Regions from separate parts of the Homo sapiens genome. Here region 2 is linked to region 1. A link is an interaction called in ENCODE POLR2A ChIA-PET data of the cell type or tissue named here. Cell type or tissue: IMR-90. All regions are shown on one strand. Each heading gives the region's core, and the rest is flanking DNA. Links, peaks and the distances in the headings are about the cores only. Region 1 overlaps TBX3-AS1 (TBX3 antisense RNA 1). Region 2 holds the start of LOC124903026 (a long non-coding RNA gene).

Region 1 (15,617 bases), core at 5,364-10,363:
ACATCCGCGGAGTGGGACGAGCTGGAAAGCGGGTGGCTCTTGGCGTCAGGCAGGAGTTCTTCCAGTGTTGACCCCCCAACCCCCGTCCATGTACAAGAACTGCAGTCTTGCCACCAACCAACCCATTCGCCAACCCTCCCTCGCAGGCATTTCGCCCGTCCCTTCTCTGATCTACAAGGAGCAGGGAAACCGAGGCCCAAAGTAGTTGACTGTAAGCGCGCGAGGGAAGCTCGCCAGGCTCTTGTGTGCGCACCAGGCTGGGATGTGGCGAGCGGAAACCACAGTCCCGGGTCTCCTGGGGCGGCGGAAAGCAAAGCCAAGCGCGGCGCAGGCACCTCCGGGCCCTGAAAGAAACCAAAGTTGGTCAAGCGGGCAAAGGAAAAAGAAAATAAAAACACGGGTTGGGGCCTTTGGAAAGCAGGGCATTCTCCGAATCATCCGCTGGAGTCGCTACTTGAACCTCAAGGATGTGGCGTGGGATGGGGCAGTGGGTCTACAGAGCAGGGGATGGTGCGGAGACAGATTAGGTTTGCTTCTGCAGCTCGGATCTTGTTGCGGGTAGATAGATGTCTATGCAGATCCAAGCCGCTAGGCGTGGGGCAGCGGCGCGGATAACTGGAAGAAAAAGGGAGATTCTGACCTCAATTTTCAATTCCGAATTCCACGTGCATTCGAGGAAAAAGAGACGGAAAGACTGGGGCGGAGGGAGGGAGAAAGAGACAAAAGCAGAGACTGAGATAGAGACAGACGCCAGAGAAATACTAGGAGGATCGAGATTCGCGCCTTAGCGCCAAGCTGAAAGGAGCGAGGCGATTCCAGCGACCCTCGTCCTGTCTATAAACATTTGGTACCAGGCCAGGCCAGGCGGACATGTGATTCCCTGAGGCCCTCTCGGTGCCAAGCGGCGGGCAACAGGAACCCAATGTCCACCTAGAGGGGGGAACCCTCGGCCTTGCCTCTCCTTTGCTGTGTGACTCCAGGAAAGTGTCTCTACTTCTCTGAGCAACGAGTTCTGTCCGTTTAGTTCTGGTAGGGCAACCAGCACGTGGAGCAAAAAGGCCTTGAAATATGGTCGGGCGCTGTGGCTTATGCCTGTAATCCCAGCACTTTGGGAGGCCGAGGCGGGCGGATCACCTGAGGTCAGGAGTTCGAGACCAGCCTGGCTAACATGGTGAAACCCTGTCTCTACTAAAAATACAAAAAATTAGCAGCCAGGCATGGTGGTACGTGGCTGTAATCCCAGCTATTCGGGAGGCTGAGGCAGGAGAATTGCTAGCATTTGGGAGGCAGAGGTTGCAGTGAGCAGAGATCATGCCACTGCACTCCAGCCTGGGCAACAGAGTGAGACTCGGTCTCAAAAAAAAAGGCCTTGAAAAAAATTGGGTTTAGGATTTGTGCCTGCCCTCCCTTCCCCCAACAGAGCTGCTTCTGACGAAAACACCCGATCACCCGGATCTTCAGTGCCTTAGTTGACGCGGGAGAGCTTGAGAAGAAATGTTAGATGAGAACACCGCAGGTACTCAATAATTGCTCCTGTGTTGCAGGTCTGCCTTAATTCTAAATCTCCGTGGAGTGAGGACACAGGTCGCCATTACCAAGCCCTTTCAAAGCCCTGAATGATCTCAGAGGGTTCTAACCGCCTTGGAGAGGGTGAATCCAAGGTGACCCAAGGGTGAAGAACCTATCCAGCAACACACCTCAGGCCTCTGGGCTCCAAAGCCAGGGCTCATTTCCATCCTTTCCCCCTAAGTCAAGGATTCCCGACATCCCGAAACCACCCAGCCCCAGGTGCTGCCAGGCTGAGGTTGAGGCTTTAGAAAGAGCAACCTCAGGGAGGAGAGTTTGGAGAGGGCCGCTGCTGGGGTGAGGGGAGGAGCGCCTGCAGGTAGGAAACCTGGACAAAGTTCAGCAGAGAACCAGGGAGGGGGAAGGGGGACGGTGATGGTGAAAACTGGGGAAAAAAAGAGAGAAGTGAGGAGAGAGAGAGGGAGAGAGGGAGAGAGGTCAGGAGAGGGAGAGATGGAGAGGGGAAGGGGGAGAGGGAGAGAGAGAAAAGGAGAGAAAGAGAAAGGGAGAGAGAGGGAGATAGGGAGAAAGGAAGGGGGAGATAGAAAGGGAGGGAGAAGGGGAAAGGGGAAGAGAGAGAGAAAGGGAGATGGAGAGAGAGGAGGGAAAGGAAGGGGGAGAGAGGAGAGAAGAGGAGAGGAGAGAAGAGAAGAGAAAAAAGAAAGAAAAGAAGAGAGGAAACATGACGGACGCTAGAGCTCGCGAGAGCGCCTGGGTCTGCTCTGCGCGCAGGGTGCCGGGCTCAGGACGCCTAGGCGTCCAAGCTGTGTTCCCCACCGCGCCCCACTCCGCCCAAGGGGAGAGCCCCACGGACCATTGTGGCTTGCACAAAACCCGCGCCCCAAGAGCCTCTGCCAGGCCGCTGGGACTTGATTCATTTCTTGACTAATTAACTGGAAGCTATGTCGCCCCTTCTTTCAGGGCCCAATTAATTCGCCGCGGGCGGTGGGGCGGAGGCTGTGCCGCGGAGGCGCCCGCCTGGAGCCCCTTTGTGAAGGGCTGTCTGGGCCGTATTGATTCTAGACACACATGCGTGCGCATACACACACACACACGCACACACACTCACACACACGCGCGCGCGCGCGCGCACTTTCCCCTCGTTCCTTCGTACTGAAAAAAGAGGGGGCGGTAAAGATCTGGATTTCCAGAGTTTAAGAAGGTTTTTGTCAGACTCGCACTCCCCACCCACCAATTGCATTTGCTTCCAGAAGGAAGGGACCAAAGAATACAGGCAGTTTTCAAATCTGCGCGGGGAAAGGGTTAGATGGAATTTCTCTTCCTAAAGGGCGAAGATATAAAGAAAACAGATCGCTACTGTGTACCCACTGTGTGCGTGTATCGGACTCCTACTGTTTTGCTGTTAAAAGTCGGACTCGAGTTAGACAAGCCCCAGGGTAAATTCCAGCTCCCCAAAACACTGGCTGTGCGACTTCGGGCAAGCCTCTGTCTTTCTCTGCGTGTCTCTGTTTCCTCGTCTGGAAAGTGGAGATCACTGAGAAGGCTCCTGCCTCATTAGATTATTGTAGTTGATGAGCCGATGTGTGGGAGAACTCTTAGAACATTGTCATCTTCCTGAGTATTTCACAAATGTTCTCGCCAATAAATCGCATTTTATAAGAAACTCATTTCTCAGGTGAGGAACCCGGAGCTAAGGGGTGTGGCCCCGCTGCGCAATGACCCGGGCGTCTGATTCCAAGGCCGAGAAGTTCAAGAACGAAATCTACTAGGGAGCTCTGATGATTTCACCACTCGGTGGTATGGGCTACACCAGTTGGGTGGAAGTGGGGGTGGGGGCGCTCTCCGGGCCCGGTGTACCCCTAGGCTCATCTGAATGGGCCTTGAGGCTTCTTCCTACCCACCCACCGCCATCCTCCGTCCAGTTCCATAATGACAGCGAGGAGGCAGAAACCCTAAATCCTGAAACATTTTGAGTGGAACCCAGCACGCAGGAACCTGCGAGATTCTTCCGTTTCGTCGAGGTCCGCATCGATTGTATTGACCTCCCCGTGGGCCAGCTTGTCTCCTTCATCGATCAGCCGAACGAAGTCTAGGACAGAACTGTAGACCAAAGGAAATCGCAGGCGTCTTTGCAAAGCTGGTGGGAAGTAACCCAGCGGCTGCTGGAAAACGAATGGGTGACCTAAGCCGGTTCCACCCCCTCCCAGGGCGTCGGCAAAAGGAGCTTCTCACCCCACTGCCTCTTATTCGATCACTAATTCATTTTTTAGTTTGGTTCTGTTTTTAAAACAAAAATTAAAGAAAAAATAGTTTATTTGGTCAATCAACAAACATTTGATGAACACACTGCATGTGCCAGAGACTACGGTGAGCATTGGGGTACTAGCGGTGGGGAGAAGTCTGTACAGAAGCATAAAACCCTGGCGGCGGGGGAGGGGTTATGGAAACCTCTTTACTGTCAATTTTTAACAATGTGAAGGCGCAAGACTCCCTAGTTGTCTATCCCAAAGTTTTCTGTTTGTGCAGAGCGGCAGTACTACCCACTTGTAGGCAAGGTGTGTGCTCTGAGTGCAAGAAACGGACCGGAGAGTTTAGAAGTTAGGGCCTTTGAGCTGGGAGCTGGGGTGAGCAGATCCGGGAAAGTCTTTTGCGGGACAGCGGCTGGGTGTTAAGCTCCAGCTCCCGCGCACGCCTGGCGCCCGCGGTGACCTCCGCCAACCAGGTCAGTAACGCTGTCTGGGTTTCCAAGGCTCCCAGGAGCAAAAAAATCACCCAGCCCTACCTCTCCACAGCGCGTGGAAGAGCTAAGGCTGATTGAGTTTGACCTTTCTGTCCAGAGATCTTGAAATTAAGCCCTCTCCTGTCCCACTCTTCGTGGGCCTCGATTTTCCTCATCTTCAAAATGGGAATAATAATATATTTTTACCGGAGTGAACAAAACTCAGGACCATAAGCATTAAGCTGGAAGGGACCCATCTTTTATTCACTCCCTTGTCTCCAATACTTTGAAGACTATCTGGCACCTAGAAGACTCTCAATAAATATCTGTTCAATGATGGAGTGGAATTTTCTATCCATTATACCAAACCTCTCTTCCCACTACCATCTTAGAATAAGTCTGCTTTTCACTATCTTATTTTATATATCAGAATCCGTTTGGGAGAGCAGCTAACAAATTGAATACTGGTTCTTTAAAAATGCACTTTGGAAGTGGTTATTTGTTTTACAAATGCAGAGAAAATGCCCCTTTTAGTCTCCTTCTCTCCCTTTCTTTCTTGACTTTCATTCCTGTATTGAATTATTATTTATTGAGCAGCCATTAGCTATGAGCACTGTGATCGGAGCTGGAGAGATGAGGAACCCTATCTCTTACAAAATAGGAAACCTAATTTTAGACACTCCTGCACAGACCGTGTAGCCTATTAACTTTATTTGGCTATAGTTAGTAGTCTTTTTTCTTTGCTGCCTAGCTCTTTAACTTTTGACAAGATCATAAAGGTGAGGGCATTGCTTGGTACACAATAGGAGCTCAATAAGTGTTGGATGAATTTATTCTTCCTAATATTGTAGCCCACAGCTCCACTCTCAGCTGAGGTCTTAATCGCCTTGACAGAGAATCTTTCAAATGACTACTGAAGCCAGTAATACAATGGACTGAGCAGTCCTCTAAGAGGTCCTATGCCCATGAGATTAGATTAGATTAGAACACAGTCCTGTGTTTCCAATTCCAGATACAATTCAGATTGGTTCCGGGGTAAGGTCAGCCACTCCAATTTCTAACGAGTGGACCAGGGCTGGGCAGGCACCAGATTGGCCTTTGCAAAAAGGGATGTGGGGCCCTGAGGTTCCTAAAACCATGTACCCTTTGCAGATCTCCACACTTGTCTGGCTGTGGTCCTTTCCAGACCACTCTCCCGCAAAACACACACACACATACACACACACTCACACTCACTCAACACCTTTCCCGGTAAACAGAAGTTAATGCAGTGCAGGCAGAGCTTTAGAAATGAGATGCTAGTTTGCACTGAGAACCCTCTTCCCCCACTTCCTGGCTTGCACCTAACTTCTCTTGCGCCAGCTCCCACATTTGGCAGATTCCAGGTGGCCCTCTCCTGCCCCAGCCTCCAGGAGCAGTTTCGGCCTCCTGGTATATCTGGAATTGCCACCGCAGAGGCTCAAAACCGAGGCCTCATCCCAACCCAACCAGTTGGCCAGGCCCTCTGGGGCACACAGAGGACACTGTCCACCAGCCAAGTCTTCCCTAAGGGCCATCCAGTGGAGACTGCAAGGGCACCTTCTGCAGGGGTTCCCGATGAGCCTCTCCAGAAGCGAAGAGCAGAGGTTTCCAAGTGGGAAGCAATCCACTCCTTCTCTACCCCTGCAAATTGGGGCACCTCCATCTCCAGCCTGGGTCCTGTACTTCCTTCTCTGCTTCAGACTGATTCAGATTCACCTAGTGTTCAATTAGCCACTTTTATTTATGCGCAACATGTGCACTGGACTGGGAAGTTTTTTAAAGAGAGAGAGAAAAAGTGTTTTTACTACCACTGCCTGGAAACTTTCCTGTGGCAGCTGAGGGGTTCATCCTGGGCTGGGTGACGCTTGCAGCTCCGTGGACATGTTAAGTCCTGTCTTACTAATTCTACACCTATGCCCTTATTCTGACTGGAATCAGGCGCCTTAACTTCCTGTCTTTGCATGCAATACAGGCTGTTCAGCTTCTTCCCTGAGGCCCCATGGGTGCCAATCCCCCTGGTAATGGGTCTCCTGAGTAGCAACTTAGTCTGCAACAAATCCTAAATGGAAAGAGAGAAAAACGCCCTCTTCATGTGCCCAGAATGTTATCGCTAATTTTTTGGAAAAGTGCCTGTGTACACACATATTATATCTATTATTGAGTGGGTTAGTGGGAGACTAAAAACACCGAACAACAGTTGTGGTGTGTGTGTGGGGGGTGGGGAGTATATTCTCCAATTCCCTGGTAATTTGTAACAGACAGATTTTATTGCTGCAAGAGAAAAGGAGTAACTGTGTAGCTGCAAAACAAATTTAGTTCCGTCTATATTGATGAAACAGGAGTCTGCCCATGGGGTGTGATTGTGATGCATTTCTAAAATCTGAGATTTAATGTTATATTCTGGGCTACTTGTAATGTCCATATACACACTGGTACCCACAAAGAACAGTTTAGAAATACACATGCATATTCTTTGACATTTAAATAACGCAGTGGGAGATGGGCTTAAGGTTGGACCTATACACGACTCAGTAAGCTCTCTAAACGTTAGGAAGATCTAAACTGAAGCACTAGAAAGGTCTGTGACTCTGTTCTTCCTAGCAAGCCAGCCTCACCTCCCCTTCAGATTCCATCTATAGCAATCTTCTTGTATCCCTACCAGAGGGGATTTCTTTTGCATTTTACTCCTGCCTCACCCAATCTCCCCAACTCAGAAACTTCATAATTCAACTGCAATATCCCTGTTTTACAGAAGTCTGCTCCACTCCCTTAAAAAAAAATCATACGTCGAAGTCAAAAGGTCTTTCACTGACTCCAACAATTCTCAAATTCTAGATGGAGACATGCGATGAAGGAGCCTGTCCTGGTTGTATTCACTGCATTAATACGCACACATAAAAGTGAATGCAACATCGTATTTTAACTTCTCTGATAGAAAAATCCCAACTGTGCCATACCGTCCTTCCTCCTCTCCCTGTTCTCAAAAGAATTAGAGTCCCAGGAAGTGGGGAAAGGGTGGGGGGTGGGGGTCGGGCAATGAAGTTGCTTGGAAAGGAAGAAAACAATAATTCGAGGCACTATTTACACCTGCAAACTTTGGATGGCTGTATTCGGCCCCAATTGGCTTAACTGTAAATCTTTTCCGCATGGCCCCAACTCCTGGCCTGAGCGTCTGGGTTTAATAATGCCCCTCGGCACCCCAGCAGGGCCAGGCTGAAAAGAGAGAATCCCCCACTCCACCCCCATCCAGCGCAGAGGTCATTAGAGCAGCGCCCCCCACTTCCCCATCCATCCATGCTTGAGGTACCAGACTCAGACATGTGGAGAACTCGTATTTTACCGTCTGAAGACAAGGAAAGCCTTTCAAAAGCAAATGTCCCCCCCACATCAGAAGTGGAAGGAAGTTTCCCCTCCCTCCCAACTCTGCGCGTTTGGCTTGCAAGGGGTGAATGGGAAAGAGGGGTGTCGGCACTAGAAGCCGGAGACAGGCTCCAACTCCCTGGGCTGGCAGCGTAGGGTTGACCTGTTTATAAAACTTGCTGCTAAGAAAACATGTAAAAACACACCCCAGCGGTGGGAGAGGAGAACTCTCCCTCCCCGCAACCCTCCCGGCTTCGCGCACGAAGATTCCCCCGCTCGGCTGCGTTCTCTCTGAGCCTGTTATTCTCCCGAGAGCCATCTCCTTGCAATTGCTTTTCCACCACTTTGGGAGACAGAGAGTCCTACATTTCTCTTTCATTTTTGGTTACTCCTCCCCGCCCCCCACGGCTCCCCGCAAGGTCTTTACCGTCCACTCCCGATGTGTCCTTTGCAAGCGAAGGGAGGGGGGAAGGTAGCAATCAATGCGGCAGCAAAAGACAAATCGGACAGGGTAGGGTGGGAGGTGGAGGTAGGTGAGCGGCTTCTAACTGAATCCCTGCAATCTTGATCTTAGTTCTCAAAAGGAAAAAGACCTGCGCTTCGCTGCCCTGGGTCCGCCGTGCTTTCTTCATCCCCCACCCGGGCAGCCCGCCGCGCCGCGCCGCGCCGCGCCGCGCCCCGCCCCGGTAGCTGGAGAGGGAAGGCAGGTACCCAGCGCAGGGTTACCTGCAGGCGGTTCGCCGGTTCCCGGGCCTGTCGGGACCTTGTCGCGACCGAGAGCTGGGGAAGGACAGCCTGTCCGAGACCTCTTTGCTCTCCTGCGGGCCTGTGCAGCGTTTGGGGCAAGATCCGAGCCCTGTCACCCCCTTCCACCCTTGGGTGAGAGTAGAATCCGAGGCCGTGAGCTGCTTCTCCGGTTCCGTGCTCAGCGAGGCCTGGATCCGCACCGAGGCGCGTCCAGCTTACGTATTTGCAACAGGGGTAAGGGGTGGGGTGGGGGATCTAGGTGAAGCCCCCCGGGGCAGAAACATGGCCAAAAGGACCTTATGGGACGCTCTGGGCTGTCGCTCACTCCCAACTCCTTCCTGGGGCTCGAAATCTTCCTTTCCCAAGCGAAAGGAGGAAAGGGCGCTGCGAGGGAAGACAGAGGGCAGGTTCCCGATCCAGGAAGGCCGGTCCTCTCCACTCGCCTGGAGGATTTTTAGTATCTGGTTCAGAGATGAAATGAATTGAGGCCCGGGCGCCAGTAAAAGCAACTACTAGGAAAGGCACTTTCACAATTCCAAACATTTTCTCTCTTTCTGCGTGTGTGTGTGTGTGTGTGTGTGTGTGTGAGCGCGCGCGTGCGCCTTCCTCATTCCCCTTCCTCTAAAATAAAAAAATTTTTGAAAGGAAGAGAAAACAAACTTATCTAGCCCTCATTATTCAAACCCCAAGCTAAAGACTTTTAAGGGCTTCTGGGATCTCTCGGGCCACAACCTTCACCTAACCCTTTATTCGGAATGGGAGAGGGAATAGTCTCTCCAGTCGGCACTAATCGGTCCCTGGATATCATACAAGACTTGGGACATTTTAAAATATGTAGAATTTGTTTGTATTATTTGGAGCCGGGATGATTGATTTGGGAGGGACACATCCCAACTCAAAATACAGTCACATTGTTGAGGCCTCTAGTTTCTTTTGCTGACGTGGAAGGAGGAGGAGGCTACGCAGAGTGTCATGAAATTAAGACCGACACCCTGCAGCTACTCTTCTGCCCAGTGGTCTGTGTGGCCATGGTACAAAGTCAGTGATCATAGAAGGTGGAGGGGGTTGGAGGGCTGGTGCTCAGCTCAAGTTTGTGTGAAGTGAGTTTGGCCAGAGAGTTTGCCTGGTTGTGAGACCACTGCTCGGTGACAGGGCAGGCCTGGGGTCAAGATCCTGAATCCAGGACCTACATCCTGACCTTGGCAGCAGATTTTCACGTCTTCTATTTGCCTGGCACCCCCCAGAGAAGCAAGATCACCACCCTGTGTTCTAGGACCAAAACAGGATAACTGCACAGAAGGCTAGATTTTTTCCATAGGGGCATGTTACAGCAGGAGGGATTGCATCTGTTTTCAGTGCAACAGTAAAACCTGGAACCCTTCAAGTGCTCACACTACCCCAATTCCTGTGCCCATCTCGAGAAGGTAAATCCTTCCCTCAAGCCTTAAGTGCCCCCAGGACAGCTTCATCTCTAGGGGGCATCAGTAGGTATGATGTTATCACCTTCCTTCTCTCCTCACCCTAACTGGATTTTCAAGACATGAAAACATTTGCTTTGGGAACACGGGTGTGCTGGGTGGCTGGCAAGAAGTGGAGGGAAGGTTGCAAGAAGGAAATGGAAAGAAGAGGGAGGAAAAACACACATGACAACTCTGTGCCCACGGCTCCCTTTCATTTGCATCCTGCTTGGAAATAAATGAACCCCCAAACACCAGTGAACTTTCTACTCTCACTCTCTTTAATTGAAACCCAGTACGGGAAATAGTAATGGATATTGTGCTCAAATTGAGAAAACGTGTCTGGGGCTACGAGGGGAGAGTTAGTTCAGCAGATTTGGAGGAGCTGATCTTTCTTTGGCCTGTCAACCTTCCTGACAGTGTGGTCATTTAATTTGCTATGCCCTCTTGCTTACAGATCTTCCTGTGCCCTCTGCCACATATGCTCCCCCAGGGCGAAACCCCACTCTGCCCCACAACCCTGCCACCTAACAACACTACCAATGATAAGGGAAAGAATGAAACAGTAGCAAACCACAGAAGTAAATTCTCCCATTTGAATGTCACCCTCCGTCTGCATGAGAGGACTGTTAAATTTCTCCTCCACCCTCTTAAAGTATTCTGTCACTTAGTCCCTCTACCCTACAAGTAAAATTTTGATACAAACCTCTGAGAGGCCACTTATACCCTTACCTGTCTCGACTGAAAATCTAGAAAGAGGATGTTGAAGAAAGAAAGGTGCTGGGTGGTCAAAAGTGCCTGGGGCAAAAGTCAGCTCTGGCCTGTGTCTTGGTGGTTCTGGGTCAGATAAAATGAGAGAAAAAATTCCTGGCCCCTTCCTTGTGAATTCATTTCTGCTGGCCTAATAATGCCCATTGCATTATCTTTTTTTTTAAAGTAATTAGGTAAAACACACACACACACACACACACACAAAGAGAAGGTTGAAGATATAGATTGACTTGAAATTAGGAAACCACAATTGGTTCCCTTTCCTGAGAGAGGAAAAAACCTTCACAGATGTAGAAAAAGCACTCTCCCCAGACACACACACATCCTTCAATCTTACCTCTCTCATTTCCCTTCTAACTTATCTAAATCACTGGCTGTGTACAAATTTGCCATTTTGCAGGGTGATCAGCTTTGAGGAAAGGTAGGTGCTAATAAGAATAATATGGAGGGCAAAATGTTTTCATTTTGCCTCTGCCAAAAACATATTTACATTAAGGAGGTATGATGAGCATGGATTAAGTGCATAGCGAATGATGCTCTAGAAACGGCATAAACCAACTGGCAACAAACTGAGCCTCTGTACTAAAAATATTGCTTCTCCAAGCTAGACAACTTTCAGTCTTCTCTCTCTGAAACATGCTACAGACGCTTGCACCAAATTGCCCAGATCAATAATTTAGAGGAATGTCAGAGGATAGGGGAAATGTGTGTTACAGGAAAGCTCCGTGCTGCTGGGGCAAGTAGGAAGCTGGGAGCTGGGGGCTATAGAGCTCCCCACCCTAGGTTCCTAGGTTAACTTGCAGCTCCTCACCCTAGGTTCCTGCTCTGGAAAAGATGGGGAGGTGGCCTTAGAGCTTAGGGAGCAAAGATGGGGTTCAACTCTGGAGAAAGGGGTGGCTTTGGAAATGCCAAGAGGAGAAGGTAAAACTGCCACTCTAGGCAAATGCACACAATGTTTTTCTATCTCTCAAGATACTTTATCTTTCTAGTCAAGGAAGAGAGGGGAAGGTGTTTGCTTCAGCCCCAGGAAGAGGGATCTCCAGGCTGTCATGGTTGCTGGGAAAGATGAGGGAGGGAAAGGGGGCAGAGTACGGAGGCACCAGGTCAGAAAGACAGGAGAGAATTCAGACAGGACCAAAACAGCCAGAAAAAATAGGATAAAGAAGGTAGAAAAAAAAAAAAAACAAAACAAAACATGAGAAGTTAAAGCCTGGGAAATAGATACAAGACAAGAAAGAGAAATAGAAACCAAGAACAAGATTGATGAAAGGAGGAGAAGAGAAAGTAGAAGGAAAAAGAATAAGAAAGATTCCAGACACGCATTCAAATAATCCTAAATGGGGATGAGCAGAAAGACAAGGAGACCAAAAGAAAAGGGGGGGGGGGGGTGGTGGGGAGGAGAAAGAAAGGAATGGAAAAAGAAACAAAAGGTGAATGTCCTGCCCTGTCTGTCTGGTCCAACCAAGAAGCTAGTGTCTGCCCTGGAGGGAGGAAAGGTGGGGGAGTCCAGCCTGTCTCCAAGGGACTGACAGGCAGCTTCTGGACCAGAGAGGAACTAAGCTCTCAAAGCAAGCTTTGGGGAGGAGGAAGGGATGGGGGTGCATGGTGAGTGGAGACTCCTGGAGGAAGAGCAAGCCTCCACTGGGTTCAGCACTGCCAGGGGGAGAGTCAGGGTTCAGGGTAGCATAGCAGTGCTAATGTATGTACCCCAGAGGGGTAGGGGGTGCTAGGGCAATTTGCAGGAGGACCACAAACAGTAAACTAGAGAGCTACTTCCCTGGGATCCGTGATAAGAAAATCACTTCCTCAGGTGGGAGAATTGAGCCCGAAAGAGAATGGGAGCCCTTGGGGGGCAGGCACCTGGTCAGTTTCAAAGCTCGTCAATATCAAAAGAGGCTGGGATCCTGAGATCAAATGGGCTGGGGCACTGGGCAGAAACGAGGAGCCATTGCCAAACTGCCAGGATGACCAGAACGCCCCTCCCCCAGGAAAAGTTCATATATGAACCCACCCCTGTATGAAACTTCTTAATTAGGTCTCATACCCCCGGTGAATCTTGGATGCCCTTCTGTCAACAGAATTCCCAATTTAGTGACACCTCGGACTGAAAAGAGCTCTGCGGCAAACGGGGGTGAAAGTTTAAGAGGGAATAAGCATATAATACTCCCTTGCCAGACCTCACACATGCTGAAGGGAATATTTACAGCAAACTGGCCAAAGCAAACGACCCCGCCTACCCACCATCCTTTTACCCTCCTCCCCGCCCTTTTTGTAAACTCCAGATAAACACCATTTGATCACAAAAGGGTCGGTTTGTCCCCTTTATAGTTTGAGGCAGGCAGTGCGGCAGGGAAAAGTGGCGTGGGCTAAGCTTCCGTCTCGGGCAAGGCCAGCTTCTTTGCTGGCACCGTGGCCTGGGCTAAGGACAGTTGATTTGGTTTTGTTTCCCCCGACCCCCACCCCGACCCCACCCCCACAAAGGAACATTATTTTCAGGGTCCTCCCCCCACCCAGCTTTAACACTCGCCTACTTGCACCCGCACTACTTTAAATGCTGCGGGCATTGCAGATAGAGAGGTTTTTCAGTTAATTTACTTTTTTAATTCTAGAGCTACAATTAAGTGAAAACTCTTTTTGCGAAAAGGTGGAGGAATATTTCAGAGACGCCAGAAATTATCTGGGTCTTTTCTGACCCGGAATCTGCCCTCTTTCTCCCTTCTCCTCCCCTTAAGTCACCCTTTTCTGGGACTCTGTTGAAGGGCAGGCTCTTTCAACGTCTCTAGTCTGTCTTTTGTTGAGTGTGAGACCGAAGGAAAGAGGATCGAGGGGTCTGCAGAGAGAAAAAGACCGCAGATAGCCGGCAGCTGGCGCCTAATGCCGGGGTCCGGGGAGCGCTGGCCTCGTGGGTTCTCCTGGAGGCCAGGCCCAGCACAAGCCTTCGGAACACGCTGGCCAATGTTTAACCCGAATGCAGTGGCCACCAGGCCGCTTTTGTTTGTTCGCAAATTAATCACCCAGCGCATGGCCGGCGCCAGAGTGGGTTTATCACCCACCGGGAGGGGGGCGCGCCGGGCACGCAGAGACAAAGAGGAGTTCGCACCTTCCCGCTTTTGATCCCAGAATTACGGCGGCCTCCCTGCCTAATACGAGCCTCCTGGGGCCGAGTCTGGGAGGTCAGTCATAATTGGCGGAAGTTTGCAGACCATTAGCAAGATGTCGACATTTTCGATTCGAACCCCGCAAACTTTCCTCTCGTTCTCTGCTTCGCGCGCTGGAGGTTGGTGTGGGAGAGGAGATGGGGGTCAGAAGTAGCGATCTGGGGTGATCACAGGGTTAAGTTAGAGCTATGGGCAAAAAATAGGCAATTGAGGGAGGAGGACAGTGTGAGGGGCAGAACTCCCTCTCAGTCCACCCGCGGAGCCAAAAACAAATCTAGACATTTTTAAGTAAAATCCGCAAGCTCCCCTCCCATTTCCAAAGCTGACAGCTGGCCAGAATGCAGAGGAATGTCTCTCTGCTGTGCGTGGGACGCTTGGGGGCACCGAGTGGGTGAGGAGGAGGTCGGTCACAGTGTGGTTGTAGAACTACTTTGCTTCCACCCCAAGTAGTGGGGCAGAGATTGGCCTGCGAGGGCAGGCAGGCAAAACCAGATCGCTGGGATTTGGGGCCGCTCTTGAAAGAGCAGCGAAGGGGCCCCAGGCCCCGGAGGCGAGCAGTCTGGGGGAGGGGGTGCACTTTTTTTTTCTATTTCTTTCTTTTCTTTTCTTTTTCTTTTTTTTGGGGCGGGGGTCCCCAGAGACTCATGAAACCCTGCAGTGACTTCCGTGTTCTGTGTAAGGCGGGAAATGGCCTGGCCTTTCGCACCCTTCAGGTGGGGAGGAGGGGATGCGGGAGGGGGTGTTATGAGCCAACACTCTGGGGCACCACCACCTCGTAATTTTCCCTCTCTCTCCTTTCTCTATTTTAACCACTGGCAGAGACAGAGAGGACGCCAGAGAAAGACAGACTGAAAGGGAAAGAAAGGGGCGAGATGGCGAGCCAGACGGAGTTCGCAGAACCACACTATTCTCTCTGGTGACTTCAGGGAATTCTCAACGCTGGCGCCAAGCTCTCTTAACCATGTGCGTCAAAAATGCGAGGCTGGAGAAGCCTGTCGCCTCAAAAGATCCTCCCCTATCTCAGCGTGGTTGGCCCACAAGAGCACTTCATTTTCACCCTTCCCTTGGTGCCACGTTGGGGTTTCGGGGTTGCTGGGGGTTGCGCGGGTGCACAAGGCAAAATGCGAGAGAGGCCTGTGCTGGCCTACAGAGACACACACATCCAAAGCCCTGAGTCTCTTAAACCCCTAAGCCCCCAGATCAGCCCTTTCTCCGTTCCCTTTCCATCGAAGAAGCTTTCATCTCAGGAAAGATAAAAGAACATTGTTTTCAAGATTTCCCTCCATCTAAGCAAGGATGGTCCAAGACATTGGCCCCCAGAATCAAGAACTGTGGGCTTAGGCGAATCCTCTGACCCCGACCGGGCGCTGCGGTAACAGAGTTGGTAATTCGGCGATTGGTAAGATCCGGTCGTTTCCCTCCCGTCCGCCTAAGAGGAGGCCCCCACCCTACCCGTACTAAAAACAGTCAACTCGCCTCTGAGGTGGGGGCGTTTCACGGTTTGTTTTACAAATTCACCCTCCCTCCCCGACTTCTGGCCAGATTAAGTCCCCGGGGTGGAGAAAGAACTGAGGCACCGAGAGATAAGTGCGATGCCTAGAGAAGATACCAGGCTGGCGCGCCTCCCCCAACCCAATCGCCCACCCCTTACCCTGTGCTGTGCACCCAGCCGGGCCTCGAGGTGAGGGCAGCGGCTTGGAGGGGACAGGCTCAGAACCCAGTCTCTCGCTGTGCTCGCTTTGTCCAGATCCTCCATTCTCTTCTCTACACCCACACCCACATCCAGGTGGAATATGGGGGCCCGCATGCAAATGAAAGACGAGATCCAAAAGGGCTGGTAAATGCATTTCATAAAAA
Region 2 (15,617 bases), core at 3,642-8,641, 72 kb after region 1:
CCCAGGTATTAAGCTCAGTACCCAATAGTTGTCTTTTCTGCTCCTCTCCCTCCTCTGACCCTCCCCCCTCAAGTAGGCACCAGTGTCTGCTGTTCCTCTCTGTGTTCATATGTTATCATTTAGCTTCCACTTATGCATAAGAACATGCAGTATTTGGTTTTATATTCCTGTGCTAGTTTGCTAAGGATGATGGCCTCCAGCTCTATCCATGTTCCCACAAAAGACATGATCTCGTTTTTTTATGACTGCATAATATTCCACGGTGCATAGGTACCATATATTTTTTTATCCAGCCTGTCATTGATGGGCATTTAGGTTGATTCCGTGTCTTTGCTATTGTGAACAGTGCTGCAGTGAACATGCACATGCATGTGTCTTTATGGTAGAATGAGGCAATTTTGCATACATGGGGTTGTACTACACTTGCTGGCTTGCACACTTGGTTTTTATTCAAGAATATATTGTTGTTGTCTCTTCATGTCAAAGTTTATTCACATTAGGTCAAGGTTGCTCAGCATTTGTTAATACAAGAACCCTTAAACTTATTTAACCAGTTCTGTTTGGTTGGTTTTGCCCTATTGTTGAACTTTCTATTTTTCCAATTTTTCTGCTATTATAAACAACACTGCAGTGAACATCCTTCCACACAGATCTCTGCTTGCATGTCCCAATAAGTTTTTTGGTATAATCAAGTACTTTTTAAAAAAAGTTTAAAAATTTTTAGTGAAAAACTTCATTGTGTGCTTAATCGGTTTTTTTTTTTGTTTTTTTTTTGGACAGAGTCTTGTTCTGTCACCCAGGCTGGAGTGCAGTGGCATGATCTCAGCTCCCTGCAACCTCTACCTCCCAGGTTCAAGTGATTCTCCTGCCTCAGCCTCCCGAGTAGCTGGGATTACAGGCATGCATCACCATGCCCAGCTAATATTTGTATTTTCAGTTGAGATGAAGTTTCATCATGTTAGCCAGGCTGGTCTCCAACTCCTGACCTCAAGTGATCCTCCCGCCTTGGCCTACCACAGTGCTGGGATTACAGGCCTGAGCCAATGTGCCTGGCCTTCATTTTAAATGACTATTTATTGTGTTTTGATCCTTACTGTTTGCCCACAGTGCTTTACTTTACATGTTCTCATTTAATTTTTATAACGTCACCACGGTGTGGTTACTGACATTATACATATTTTAAAGATGAGGAGACAAAGGCTTAGAAAGGTTAATGACTTATTCAAAGTCATGCAGCCAGCTTTATCTAATTCCAGAAGTCTGGGGCTCTTAAACGATTGGCTTTGCTTAAAGTAAGAGGCGCCTGCAATTTCCTTCTATGATCAAACCACACAAAAGCCAGGCTGATTAGACTTTTGAGGTCCCCCAAAGGTCATGACCAGAATTGAGGTGGGCGTAGTGAGGCCCTGCAGATTCTGCTGGAGCTCTGCTGCCCCCTGGTGACAATGCTCTTTCATTGCTTAGATGGTTAGTCCCTTGGCAGCGGCCAGTTGTAGTTAAACTCACACTCTTTAGGTAACAATAAGACTAGCAATGGAATGGTCATTATCTAAATATTTACTGAGACTCTTCACCGAGCGTTACATACACTATCAATCCAAGCCTTGCAACGCAAGAGTTATCCCCATGTCAGAGAGAAGAAACCAGGGCTCAGAGAAGTTAACCCCTCCAAGGTCAAGCGGCTTACTAGTTGCAAAGCTAGAGTTCCATTCCAATTCTCGCTGGTCCTTAAGTGTACACCCTTTCTACTGCCCCATACGTCTTCCTGATCTGGCACAAAGCAACATCCCGGAAATCCTTCAGTAAACTTAATCTGAGCCAAAGACAGTTTGGTACAGAGATCTCAAGTATGGATTCCAGGGTCTGATAGTCCTAATCTTAATCCTGCCTCTGCCACTTTCTTGCTGTATGACCTTGAGGAAGTCACTTGACCTCTCAGAGGGCCATGTGAAAACAGGGATGCGATAAGTAATGCAAGAAAAGGGCTCAGCCCAGGCGCTGGCATTGAAGAGGCAGCCAGTGAACTAAAGCTTCATATCAAGGGAATAACATGAGGCCAGGACTGAGAAATAGCACGAGAATGAGGCCAGTGCACTTAGAAGAGAGGCGGAGAGAGTTTGGGAGAGTCGAGTTGAAACCAGGCTCTGTTACTGACACAATGTGAAGAGGTCCCTTTGCTCTCTGGGACTCTGTTTCCCGTCTGTCAAAGGCATTCTTTCTAAAGCTACTTATTGACATGCAGCCACTGCTCTTGGACTAAGGCAGATGCTGAGCCTCACAATTTTCTCTTTTCTAAAATGAGAACGAAAATATACAACTATTCACAGCATTTTTTTTTTTTGAGACAGAGTCTCATTCTCTCGCCCAGGCTGGAGTGCAGTGGCATGATCTTGGTTCACTGCTACCTCTGCCTCCCAGGTTCAAGCAACCCTCCCACCTCAGCCTTCCAAGTAGCTAGGAATACAGGCACATACCACCACGCGCAGTTTCACCAGGATGGCCAGGCTGGTCTCGAACTCCTGGCCTCAAGTGATCCACCCACCTTGACCTCCTAAAGTGCTGGGGTTACAGGCATAAGCCACTGTGCCCAGCCATATTCACAGTATTCTTATGAGGCATCAAATATGATGGTGCCTGAAAGTGGCTGTTTTGTTAATAAAAGGGGTACATGAGCTCTGGTCTCAGCAGTCAAGGAGAGGAGCTTGGATGTCTTGAGGGAATGAAAAGAGGTAAACTGATGACTAACATTTGTTGAAGGTTTAATATTTAATATTTGCCAAGCACTTTTCTGAGCATTCACAAATATTAACTCATTTAATGGTCACATCAGCTTTATGAGAGAAGCAATTTTACTGGTTGGCTGTTATGGGTGATGGTGGGCCATGTGACCCAGAGTTGGCCAATCACAGATTCCCATGTCCTGGCCTCAGTGATTAGCTCAGGGAGAACCATAAAACCCCAACCTAACCAATAGGATCATTTCTAGGCATTATGTCCCTCAATGCTGGAGGCAAAAGGCTTTTCTTTTTAGCTTTGGGGTGCTGAGGTGATTGATGTCACTCACCTGAAGCTGCCTGGAGCTATGCTGTAGCCAGGAAAACCCAGCTAAATAGCTTTAGAATGAGACCAATGCATTGAGAGGCAAGGCAGAAGAGAGTTAAAGAGGGCTGAGTTGAGACCAGCCAATATTGTTAGAATCTATGTAACCACGTTTTCCTTTCCACATACGTAAATCAGTGAATCTCATTTTTCTCTTAAAGCTAGTTTGAGTTGGGATTCTGTCACATACAACTATTGACTCTCACCAATGCACATATATTAGTCCACTTTCGCACTGCTATAAAGAAATACCCAAGACTGGGTAATTTATGAAGGAAAGAGGTTTAATAGACTCACAGTTCCACCTGGCTGGGGAGGCCTCAGGAATCTTACAATCGTGGTGGAAGGCGAAGGGGAAGCAAGCACCTTCTTCACAAGGTGGCAGGAGAGAGTGAGTGTGAGAAGGAGGAAGTGCCAGACTTTAAAACCATCAGCTCTCGTGAGAACTCACTATCACGAGAACAGCATCGGGGAAACCACCCCCATGATCCAATCGCTTCCCTCCCTCCACACCTGAGGATTACACGTCCCTCCGTAATCCCCACCTCACTGTGGGGATTACAATTGGAGATGAGATTTGGGTGGGGACACAGAGCCAAACCATATCAGCACATACACAAATAATGCTAATAGTTATGGCCACCAACATAGTAATATTAATAATAACGTCCTTCTAGATGATTGGCATTTGACATGGTCTTCAAGACTCAAACATTATCCCCCCTGTGAACCCTTACTGGAGGGACTTCTTCTGGGTGAAGGTAGTCACTTTATAATGAACAGATTTTACACCATTTTCGTCATTGTTGTGTTTTTTATTCTATTGAATTGTAAAGTCAGATGCACCTTGCTTTTACGTCTTCTTGACTTTGCTCATTCTGTTTCTTCCAACTGATTTGTTCTCTTCTTCCCTATCTGTAAGAAATCAGTTTTGCAGTTATAAAGAGGACCAGCTTCTGAATCAAACAGAACTTGGTTCAAATTCTGCCTCTTCTACTTCCTAGCTCTTTGACCTGGGTCAAATCACTTCCCTCTCTGAGCCTCAGTTTTCTCATCCATAAAAATGGGTATTCTAATGGTACATGATACACGGGATTGATGGGATTTGGTTAAATTCTGGAAGTTATCTATAATTGCCAGTGAATTATTTAATATTATTTTATTATGGAAAGCTGTTTCTTGGTGGTGTTTGCGGTTGTGGTCAAAGTTCAATGGAGAGGGGGGTGGATTGGAGGAAATGCCTCTGTTTGAATTTTCCCATCACAAATTTCAATCTAAGTTAATCAGCATGTATATCAGGGGCTTAGCGTAAGCTACCATTTATCCCCAGAGATGAAGGAATTCCCATAAAACCTTAGGCTTCCAAACAAACATCTTCCCACACTCAGCACATCCCATTCCCACAATCTTGGGTCTCTCCAAGGAATACAGCAGCAGCAGGCAGGACATGAATGAGTCCCAATGTGGAGAGACACTTTGCGAGATGCCCATGAAGGACTCTTATTTAAGAAAATAATTCTCGATAAAGTGAAATGTCTCTGTCTGAGTAATCCATTTTAGGGACTGACTTTTGGGTGTCATGGTCCTGATAGCAGATACATAACTTTGATTCTTCCCAGCTTTACCTGGGGTGAGTGTTACTTATCAAAAGCATGTGGGTTCTGCAGCCAGAGAGACATGGGTAGGAATTCTGGTTTCTCCACTTACTTGCAATGTGATCTTGGTCCTTCAAGTCCTAATTCTGCATCTATAAAGCAGGGATATCTTCCAAAGCAGCTGTTTTAAAGATTAAATTAGATGATGTCTCTGCCCAGTGACTTGACACATAGTGTTCCAGGTATCCTTATCTTTGTGGCAAGCTGCCTTAAAACTTAGTGGCTTCAAATAGCAACAATAGCATTTTGCTCATAGATGTACAACCTGGGCAGGGCTTGGTGAAGACTGTTTCTCTCTGCTCCACTCAGCAACAGCTGGGATGGCTCAAAGGTTGTAGGCAGAGATCATCAGAGCGCTCACTCATTCATGTGTCTGCTGGTTGATGTGGGCTGCTGGTTGGTAACTCAATTGAGGCCATTGGCCAGAACATCTACCATGTGGCCTCCCCATGTAGCTTGGGCTGCCTTACAACATGGTAGCTGGATTTCAAGGGTGAATGTCCCAAGCGAGAAAAGGCTCAGATGGAAGCTCTATCATTGTTTATGACCTAGACTCAGAAGTCACACAGCCTTCCTTCTGCAATATTCCATTCACTGAGCCAGTCACAAAGGCCTGCTTAGGTTCAAAAGGAGGAGAAGTAGCTCTGTCTCTCGATGGAAGGGTGCCAAGTTTCTGGAAGAGATTATGGCATCAGAAATATTGCTTTAATCACTTTTGGAAAATACAAATTGCCTTTTTTTTTTTTTGAGACAGAATCTCACTCTGTTGCCCAGGCTAGAGTGCAGTGGCATGATCTCGGCTTACTGCAACCTCCACCTCCCAGGTTCAAGCGATTCTCCTTCCTCGGCCTCCCGAGTAGCTGGGACTACAGGCACATGCCACCACACTCAGTTAATATTTTGTATTTTAGTAGAGATGGGGTTTTACCACGTTGCCCAGGCTGGTCTCAAACTCCTGAGCTCAGGCAATCTGCTCACCAGGGCCTCCCAAAGTGCTAGGATCACAGTGTGAGCCACTGTGCCCAGCTTAAATTTCCTCTTTTAATGGGTGCCAAAGAAAGAGCAATTCTTAAGATCCCTCGCTCTCTGAGCATTACAAATGTATTTTCTTTTTTGTTTGCTTTTTGTTGTTTTTGTTTGTTTGTTGAGACAGGGTCTTGCTCTGTTGCCCAGGCTGGAGTGCAGTGGCACGATCATGGCTCACTGCATCCTTGGCCTCCCAGACTCAAGAGATCCTCCCACTTCAGCCTTGTGAATAGCTGGGACCACAGGCACGCCGCCATGCCTGGCTAATTTTTAAATTATCTGTAGCGACAAGGTCTCACTCTGTTGTCCAGGCTGGTCTCGAACTCCTCTGCTCGGACCATCTGCCCACGGTGGGCAAACTGCTGAGATTACAGGTACTGACCTACACATATATTTTCTAAGACATATATATTCTCTTACCTATAAGACAGGAATAAACAATACCTGCTTTGTGGAGAAGTTGGAAAAATAACAAATAGCATATGAAAAGTCCTGATAGGTAGTAGGTGCTCAATAAAGAGTGATTAAACTAGCAACTCATGGCCAGATATGGTGGCTGACACTTGTAATCCCAGCACTTTGGGAGGCAGAGGTGGGAGGATCACTTGAACCCAAGAGTTCAAGACCAGCCTGGGCAACATAGTGAGACCTTGTCTCTACAAAAAACACAAAAATTAGCCCGGCGTGGTGGCGCACAGCTATAGTCCTAACTACTCGGAAGGCTGGGGTAGGAGGATCGCTTGAGCCCAGGAGGTCTAGGATGCAGTGAGCTATGATCATGCCACTGCACTCCAGCCCAGACAACAGAGTGAGACACTGTCTCAATAAATAAACAAACAAACAAACAAACAAATAAAATAGTAACTCACATTTGAACACATAGATACAGGCAGGGGAACATCACACACCTGGGCCTGTCGGAGGTCGGGGGCAAGGGGAGGGAGAGCATTAGGACAAATACCTAATGCCTGCAGGGCTTAAAACCTAGATGATGGGTTGATAGGTGCAGCAAACCACCATGGCATATGTATACCTATGTAACAAGCCTGCATGTTCTGCACATGTATCTCAGAACTTAAAGTAAAATTTAAAAAAATAGTAACTCATATTTATTGAGCCATTGCCAGGTACCAGGCACTACTTTCTGAACACTTCATTGTATTTTTTTTTATTTAATCCTCAGAAGAACCCTATTATATAGGTCGTATTATTGTTACTATTTTACAGATAAGGAGGCTGTGGCTCAGAGAAGTTAAGCAACAAGCTTAAGGGTCACAGAGCTAGTTATTAGGACTCCCAGGATTCAAACCGAGGCAGTGCCTCCAGAGCATGAATGCTTTCAAACACAACACCATACTTCCTCTTAATGATGTTGTTTTGTTCTCAGTATAAGGGTTTACAGTGTGACCCAGTGGAAATTACTAAACCCATAGACCCAAGAGACAGGAGGTAAGCTAGAAAAGTCAATTAAAGGCTGAGACTTGATGGGCATCTGGTGCCAGTGAGGTGAAGGCTGAGGTTGGTTTGTGCCTTACACAGCCATGATCAATAGATCATGGATGCCTACAAATGACACCCTGAGCAGGTAGACGTGAGGATTCCTGGTCACCTCTTGGCTGAATCCAGCTAGCTACTGAGGCAGTCTTTTCCCAGTATCTGCTCAGCTACCACTTTGCCCTGCCAAGAAGTTGAGCTTTTATTACATATATAATTTTGCCTTGGTTTTATGGCGAAAGTAATATGGATTCATTGTAAAAATGAAAAGGCAAAAGTATATACAGAAAAAAGGAAACATTTTAGCTGGGCATGGTGGCACATGGCTATAGTCCCAGCTACTCAGGAGGCTGAGTGGGGAGGATCCCTTGAGCCCAGGAGGCTGAGGCTGCAGTGAGCCAAGGTGGCACCACTGCACTCCAGTCTGGGTGACGGAGTGAGACCCTGTCTCAAAAAAAAGAAAAAGAAAAAGAAAGTAAAAATTTTCTCTAATCCCTTATCCTCCAATGTCACTCCCCAGAGGAAATCACCATCTGTAGTTTAGTGAGTAGCCTTCCTCATTGTTTTATTTAATTTATTTATTTATTTATGTTTTAGACAGGGTCTCACTCTGGCTGGTTGCCCAGGCTGGAGTGCAGTGGTACAATCATGGCTCATTGCAGCCTCGACCTCCTGGGCTCAGGTGTTTCTCCCACCTCAGCCTCCCGAGCAGCTGAAATTACAGGTGCACGCCACCATGCCTGGCTAATGTTTTAGCAGAAATGGGGTTTTGCTGTGTTACCCAGGTTGGTATCACACTCCTGGACTCAAGCATTCTGCCCACCTTGGCCTCCTCGAGTGCTGGGATTACAGGCATGAGCCACTGCACCTGGCCCTTCGTTTTTTTTTAAATATAGAAAACATTAAATAAGGCAAAACCTATTTTGTTGCAACTTGCTTTTTTTTCTTCTTCCATATAACAATATATCAGGGACCTCTTACCATAACAGTACATCTAAACTGCTGCTGAGTGCTCCATAATACAGCTGTGCTTCTGTTTATTTCACTAATCCCCAGTTCATGGACACTGAGGTTGTTTTCATTTTTTTTGTTGGTTATAACCAATGCTGCAACAATTACATTGTTGTATGCCTGGGTGAGTATTTCTGAAGGATAGATTGTTTTTCAATTTTGTTGTAAATTTTAGATTCAGGGGGTACATGTACAGATTTGTTACATGAGTATGTTGTGTGATGCTGAGTTAGAGATTCAATTGGACCCGTCACCCAAACAGTGAGCATAGTACTTGATAGGTAGTTTTTCAGTTTTGCCTCCTCCCCTCCCTCCCCACTTCTAGAGTGTCTGTTGTCCCCATCTTTATGTCCATGTGTACCCAATGATTAGTTCCCACTTGTAAGAGAGAACATGGGGTATTTTGGGGTTTTGTTTCTGTGTTAATTTGCTTAGGATCATGGCCTCCAGCTGCATCCATGTTGCTGCAAAGGACATGATTTCATTCTCTTTTTTATGGCTGCATAGTATTCCATGGTGTATATGTACCACATTTTCTGTATCCAGTCCTAGGTTGATTCCATTTCTTTTATATTGTGAATGTGCTGTGATGAACATGTGAGTGCAGGTGTCTTTTTGGTAGGGAAGGATGGATTATTAGAAATAAAAGCCAGGTGTGGTGGCTCATACCTGTAATCCCAGCACTTTGGGAGTCCAAGGCAGGCAGATCACAAGGTCAGGAGATTGAGATCATCCTGTCTACGATGAAACCCCGTCTCTACTAAAAATACAAAAAATTAGTCGGGTGTGGCAGCGGGTACCTGTAGTCCCAGCTACTCGGGAGGCTGAGGCAGGAGAATGGCGTGAACCTGGGAGGCGGAGCTTGCAGTGAGCCGAGATTGCGCCACTGCACTCCAGCCTGGGTGATGGAGCGAGACTCTGTCTCAAAAAAAAAAAAGAAAGAAAGAAAAAAGAAATAAAAGACATAGGCCAGGCATGGTAGCTCACACCTGTAATCTCAGCAATTTGGGAGGCTGAGACAGAAAGATTGCTTGAGCTTGGGAGGTCAAGGCTGCAGTGAGCTGTGATTGTGCCACTGCACTCCAGCCTGGGTGACAATGAGACCCAGTCTAAAAAAAAGAAAAAGAAAAGACAAAAAAAAAAAAAAAAAAACAAGAACAGCAAAAAAATAAAAATCAGCAAAAACCAACAAAAAAGCACTGGTAGGGGACCAGTGCTACCTGGGGTCACCTCCCAAATAAACCACTTGCCTTCACATCGTTGTCCCAGGGTCTGATACTGGGAAAACCCAGCCCAGGGGAACGCTCTTCCTGTACAGTTGCTTCCCACGAATACACAGATGACATGGATGCACCTCCTAATCCCAACCCCTGTGCTGCTTCTTGGTTTCTCTCCAACGTCAGTGCTGGAAGTGACCTATCAAACAGCAAGGATGGGTGTTGAGGCCTCCAGGATGTAGTCACAGAGGGAGAATACAAGACTATATTGGCAGGCCTAGATTCCCGTTCTTGCTCTTTTACCATGAGCTGGTGGATCTGAGGCATGCCACTCATTTCTTCTGAGCCTCAGTTCTCCCCCTTACATAATGCCTGGTCTTATTGGTGGTTAAGATGAGATCATCTAAAGCTGCACTTTTGTTTAAAATTAAACATAAGGGCTGGGTGTGGTGGCTTACATCTGTAATCCCAGCACTTTGGGCGGCCAAGGATGGAGGATCATTTGAGCCCAGGAGTTCAAGACTAGCTTGGGCAACATAGTAAGATCTTGTCTCTACAAATAAAGAAACGTAAAAAGTTAGCCAAGCTAATTTTTTGCAGTGATCTCAGCTTTTTGCAACTTCAGCCTTCCGGTTTCAAGTGATTCTCCAGCCTCAGCCTCCCAAGTAGCTAGGATTACAGCCACCCACCACCATGCCCGGCTAATTTTTGTATTTTTAGTAGAGATGGAGTTTCACCATGTTGGCTAGGCTGGTTTGAACTCCTGACCTCAGGTGATCCACTCACCCTCAGCCTCCCAAAGTGCGGGGATTACAGGCATGAGCCACTGTGCTCGGCCTGGAATGTCTTCTTTGAAGGCCTTCCCTGAATTCTTACTTTGGATTTTATTTCGTTCAGCTTAGTCGATTGTCTTTTTTTTCCCCTTCTTTTGCGATTGGCTTTCCCTGTCACTAGACTGGAGGTCAGTGGTGGCACGATCACGACTCATGGCAGCCTCGATGTCCTGGGCTCAAGTAATCCTCCCACATCAGCTCATGGGGTCGCTGTAACCACAAATGCACACCACCAGGCCATGCCTGTGTGGCTAATTGTGTGTGTGTGTGTGTGTGTGTGTGTGTAGGGACAGGGACTTGCTATGTTGCCCAGGCTAGTCTTGAACTCCTGGGCCCAAGTGGTCCTCCCACCTTGACCTCCCAAAGTGCTGGGATTACAGATGTGAGCCACCATGCTCCTTCAAAAAACATGTTTTGTTTTTGCATTAATATGAAAATGTAATAAGAAGATATTAATATGAAAAAATTCAAACAAATACAAAACGAGAGTGAATGGCTTCATGGACCCCATGTACCCACTACTCATAAATTAATTACTGATTTTGAAGTTACTTGTAACTAATGGCTAATCTCAGGGTTATCTATAACTCTACCAAAGGTAACTGCTATCCAGACCTTTTTTTATTTTTTTTTTTGAGATGGAGTCCAGCTCTGTCGCCCAGGCTGCAGTGCAGTGGTGTGATCTCAGCTCACTGAAAGCTCTGCCTTCCGGGTTCAGGCCATTCTCCTGCCTCAGCCTCCTGAGTAGCTGGAACTACAGGCACCCGCCACCACGCCTGTCTAATTTTTTTGTATATTTAATAGATACAGGGTTTCCCCATGTTAGCCAGGATGGTCTCGATCTCCTGACCTTGTGATCCGCCCGCCTCGGCCTCCCAAAGTGCTGGGATTACAGGCATGAGCCACCGCGCCCGGCCTATCCACATGATTTTGAAGCAAATCTCGCAAATATTAAACACAATTCCTACTATTCATAGCGGAGACATTTCCTCTAGCAGCTGGCAGAGAAGGAGAGGAGCAGGAGCTATTCTCAATCACCACTCGAGATACCCAAAAGCGTGTGAGAAGAATGGAGTTATCTGTGGGCACAGGGAGTTGTGCCCAGATTTGAAGAGTTTCCAAGTCAACAGATAGATCTCATGTGACCTGTGACCTCAAATTGAGCAGGAACTGGCCACCGAGGCATTGGGTGTCCCTGTCACCTCTGCTCTCACCTAAGGCTTTGATGCTACAGACTGAGATAGCTGCTCAGCCATAAATCGCACGCATTGAGAACTTCAGTTTCAACAGCTTTGTGATTCTCCCTGCCCTCTCCACCCTGTGATGTTGAAATTTGTTGCTTTGCTCCATGTTCTAGCCGTGGGTGTAATTATTGTAGTGGGACCAGCAATTAACCTTCCACAGAGTGACCAGTGACTCTCTGGCTGAGTGTCCTGTGGCAGAGGGAGACAGCTTGTCGGGTTCCAGCGGAAGTGCTGGGATGTCTGCTCTCAGGGAGGAGGCGGTGGGCAGAGGACACTGGGGCCAAGGAAGGGTCAATTTTTCCCACTGGTCTCTCCAGAATGAGAGCAGGGAGGGTATCTCTGAAATTCACGAGGGAGAGTAATATCTTCATTTGCATTTTGGAGATGCTGAGCCAGGCTGGAAAGTGTCCCCCTTCTGATTGTCTCTTAGAAAGTCCTTTATTTACAAACAGTTCCTGTCACATAGTAAACACATACATATTTCTTTATTTTTATTTTTTGAGACAGGGTCTTGTGCTCTGTCACCCAGGCTAGAGTGCAGTGGTGTGATCATAGCTCACTGCAGCCCCGACCTCTTAGACTAAAGCAATCCTCCACCTCAGCTTCCCAAGTAACTGGGATGACAGGCATGCACCAAAATTTAAAAAAAATTTTTTTTAAAAAGAGATGAGGTCTTCCTATATTGCCAGGGCTGGTCTGGAATTCCTGGGCTCAAGAAATCCTCCCACCTCAACCTCCTAAAGTGTTGGGATTACAGGCGTGAGCCATCACGCCCCGTCCTGCCAGTAAATTCTCTCCCTAAGAAGGGAAATAATTCTGACTTCTATTCTGACTTCTCTTCTGACTTCTATTGCCATAGATAATTTTGCCTATTTTTGAACTTCATACAAATAGGACCACACATTATGTTCTCTTTTATGTCTGGTTTCTTTCAGTCATGTCTGTGAATTAATCTAACTTATTGCACGTGGCTCCAGTTTGTTCTTTTTCATGACTGTATAGTATTCCATTTCATGAGCATACCGCATTTATCCTTTCTGTTCTCAATGGACATTTGTTTTGTTTTGTTTCCCAGCTTCGAGTTGTAGCAAATAAATCTGCTTAAAATATTCTTATGCATGTCTTTTGGTGCACATAAGCACTCATTCTAGGGGGAGTATGCCTTTAAGAGTGAAATTTCTGGGTCATGGGAACATACATGTGTTCAGTATTATCAGATACTGCCAAGCAGTTTTCCAAAGTGATACTGCCAATTCACATTCCCAAAAGCATTGTGTCCTATTGCTCTACAGCCTTACCAGTTGTTAGTACTGACAGTCTTTTTTAAATTTTATACATTCTGGTGGAGGATCATGAGACATAAAAGCTAGAACTAGTGTGTGATACAGTGTGACAAGAAAAATTATGAACGCATTGTATTCACAACATCCAAGGACACTTTTGGGTCAAGCTTTCTTCCTATCCCCACTTTTGGGCTTCAGATTTTGGCAATCACTGGAAGGGACTTAAAGCTGGAGGTAGGGAGAAAATAGAAAGATTTGCACTATCTTAAAGGCTGAAGATAGGAAAAAGGCAACATATTTGAAATCAGCCTCACAGTAGCTCCTACCTGTTGGCTAACTCTTTCCTCTGATGTGTATGTCATAAAGGCCAAGCTTATCCATTGGACAGAAATTCCTGTTGTAACTTATGTAAAGTCCAGCTGCCTGTGGTCCAGTCCCCTTCGGAGTTGCATTCACAGCAATAGCAATCTGGTAGGGATGTCTGCTTCTGTAGGATCATTCTGAATTAAGGTATCTACTGTGATGAGAAGCATATCTGCATGTGTGCTAGAGACAAGAGTGACCTTGGCCTTGATCCAGGCGATGTCCCCCAAATGCTAGCCAGCATAAATTTCCACAAGCATGATCATAATATGTTATAAGTTCCGCTTCTAGTAGGTAGGTATTCCGGAAATATTCTAATGGCTGCATATGAATCCATCCTTAAATCTCCCCAAACTCTTGTTCACTCATATTTCACTGGATAGAAACCATGAACACTTAGCTTAGCCTAAGCTATATCAGATATGCCCAACTCTTTTAAAAATAAATATATTTTTAAAATTTGAGTAGTATTATTTTGAGAAAAAAAATTTGCAACAAACCAGAGAATTTGGGTGTGAAGTGATCAGAATTTCCAACCATTCTCACAGAATGGTGGGGATATATCACTGAAGAAGAAACACATGAACAAGAAAAATAAATGTAATTTCTGATCTGACTCATATGTACATATATATGTGAATGTATATACATGAGTTCATATATATATACACATTTACATATATATACATACATATATACTGTATTTAGTTTCTGACCTTATACTTTATATATATGCATGTATATAGTGTTTGTCTATATGCAATTGTGTATGTAAATTCATACATACAAATGTATGCATATATGTATGCATCTACTGTGCATAGGTATATATATGAGTGCATGTATACATATGTATATATGTGTATGTATGTATACATATATCTGCAATTACATGATTAGCTTTATTAATGTGACACATGGTTCTTATATATTGATTAGAAGAAGAGGTTAACTCTCTCTTTAGAAAGTCTAGAAGATGTTCCAGTGGCCTCTCTAGAACATGTGATGAGATGCTACCACTTTCTTCATGGCCAATGTCATGGTTCAAAGAGGCACTAAAATATACTAGTTGGGAGCACCAGGATCTCACAGACTTGGGGTTAAAAACTCGCTCCCTGCTGATGAGCCATGGTGTGTTGGGACTCTCTGAGCCTCTGTTCCTTTTTCTTTTTGTAAAGCGGGAGTAGCAATACCATCCTCTTGGGATTTTTGTGCCCTTCAAACAGGATGTTATGTGCAGGGCCTGTGTACATGCACATCCAGTGCCTGGTGTACATGAAGCACGTGGTGAGTGTCAGCCGCACTCATCATGATTCCTATGTGGGTTGAGGCTGATTTCCCATTCTGGCTGCCGTGTGGGAAGTGGGTCGGAGTGTGCTTTGGGTGGGGCGTCAAGTCCTCTGGTGGAAGGGAAGGGATAGGGTGTTTGAGATCTGTGAGAACCTGAAAAAGAGCTACCAGGGGCCACTGAATGCTTTATCCTTTTACTGGGACAAGGGAGGTGGGAGATTTTCTGGCACCTGGTACCTGGCAGACAAGAGGGAAACGGTGAGAGAGATTCAGTGAGAAGTATAAAATCTTCCTGTTTATGCTCATGTTTGTCTTCTTCCTGTGTGATGTAACCTCTGGGGGCCATGAGACTCTTTATTATATTAAATATCAGGGGGCATTGAACTGGAGTTGTGCTACATACACTGTGCTGGGAAATGCCATGAAATGGTAGGTTATCGGTAAATAATGATCCCTTCTCTTTTCTTTAGAAGTCAACATTCCCCTACAGGTATTATCATCTCATGTCATCTTGTGACCTCTTGATGACTTCTCATTTTCACAATGGGAATGAGCTCAGAGTGTGGGAAAAAAAAAAAAAACAAACTTCCAGGCTGACAGTGAGGAGCTCTGTGCGGGGCCAGAGTCCAAAGTCTTCATTTGCTCAATGTAAATATCCACACTGTGTCCCTGCCACTCAGTTCAAGCTTCAGGAATCACTCAGACACAGCATAAAGAAACCACTGCGTAAAGGAGTCACCCTATTCATAAGTGACTTAAAATGTGCAGAATGGAAATAACCTAAATAGACTGGGCACAGTGGCTCATGTCTGTAATCCCAGCACTTTGGGAGGCCGTGGCGGGTGGATCACTTGAGCTCAGAAGCTTGAGACCAGCCTGGCCAACATGGTGAAACCATGTCTCTACTAAAAATACAAAAATTAGCTGGGCGAGGTGGCACACACCTGTAGTCCCAGCTACTCGGGAGGCTGAAACAGGAGAATCACTTGAACCCAGGAGGCAGAGGTTGCAGTGAGTCAATATCGTGCCACTTCACTCCAGCCTAGGCAACAGAGCTAGAATCTGATCTGTCTCAAAACAAAACAAAAAGAAATGTCCAGGA

What was found. Peaks named below come from ENCODE experiments on the same cell type or tissue, not always from the same donor. Only the 100,000 strongest peaks of a DNase experiment are listed, where the experiment ranks them.
Region 2: POLR2A ChIA-PET joins it to region 1 with 6 read pairs; 8 of 35 experiments call an interaction of 5 or more read pairs at or near these places.

What each region holds. Positions count from the first base shown.
Region 1 is chr12:114,685,181-114,700,797 of GRCh38, reverse strand. The region is part of intron 1 of TBX3-AS1 (TBX3 antisense RNA 1); the gene reads right to left. Among named protein-coding and RNA genes, the nearest start is that of TBX3, 8.8 kb to the right of the region's middle. RefSeq lists enhancers at 1-463, 1,302-2,154, 2,155-3,009, 3,010-3,863, 7,660-7,954 and 3 more. In IMR-90, for the core only: a CTCF peak has its summit at 7,868; no DNase peak of the experiment used is centred there; H3K4me3 peaks cover 1,981 bases; H3K27ac peaks cover 2,584 bases.
Region 2 is chr12:114,611,201-114,626,817 of GRCh38, reverse strand. LOC124903026 (a long non-coding RNA gene) reads right to left here and starts at 5,421. Exons shown (of 2, transcript XR_007063470.1): 1 at 4,807-5,421; 2 at 3,894-4,014. RefSeq lists a silencer at 7,893-8,077. In IMR-90, for the core only: no CTCF peak of the experiment used is centred there; no DNase peak of the experiment used is centred there; H3K27me3 peaks cover 483 bases.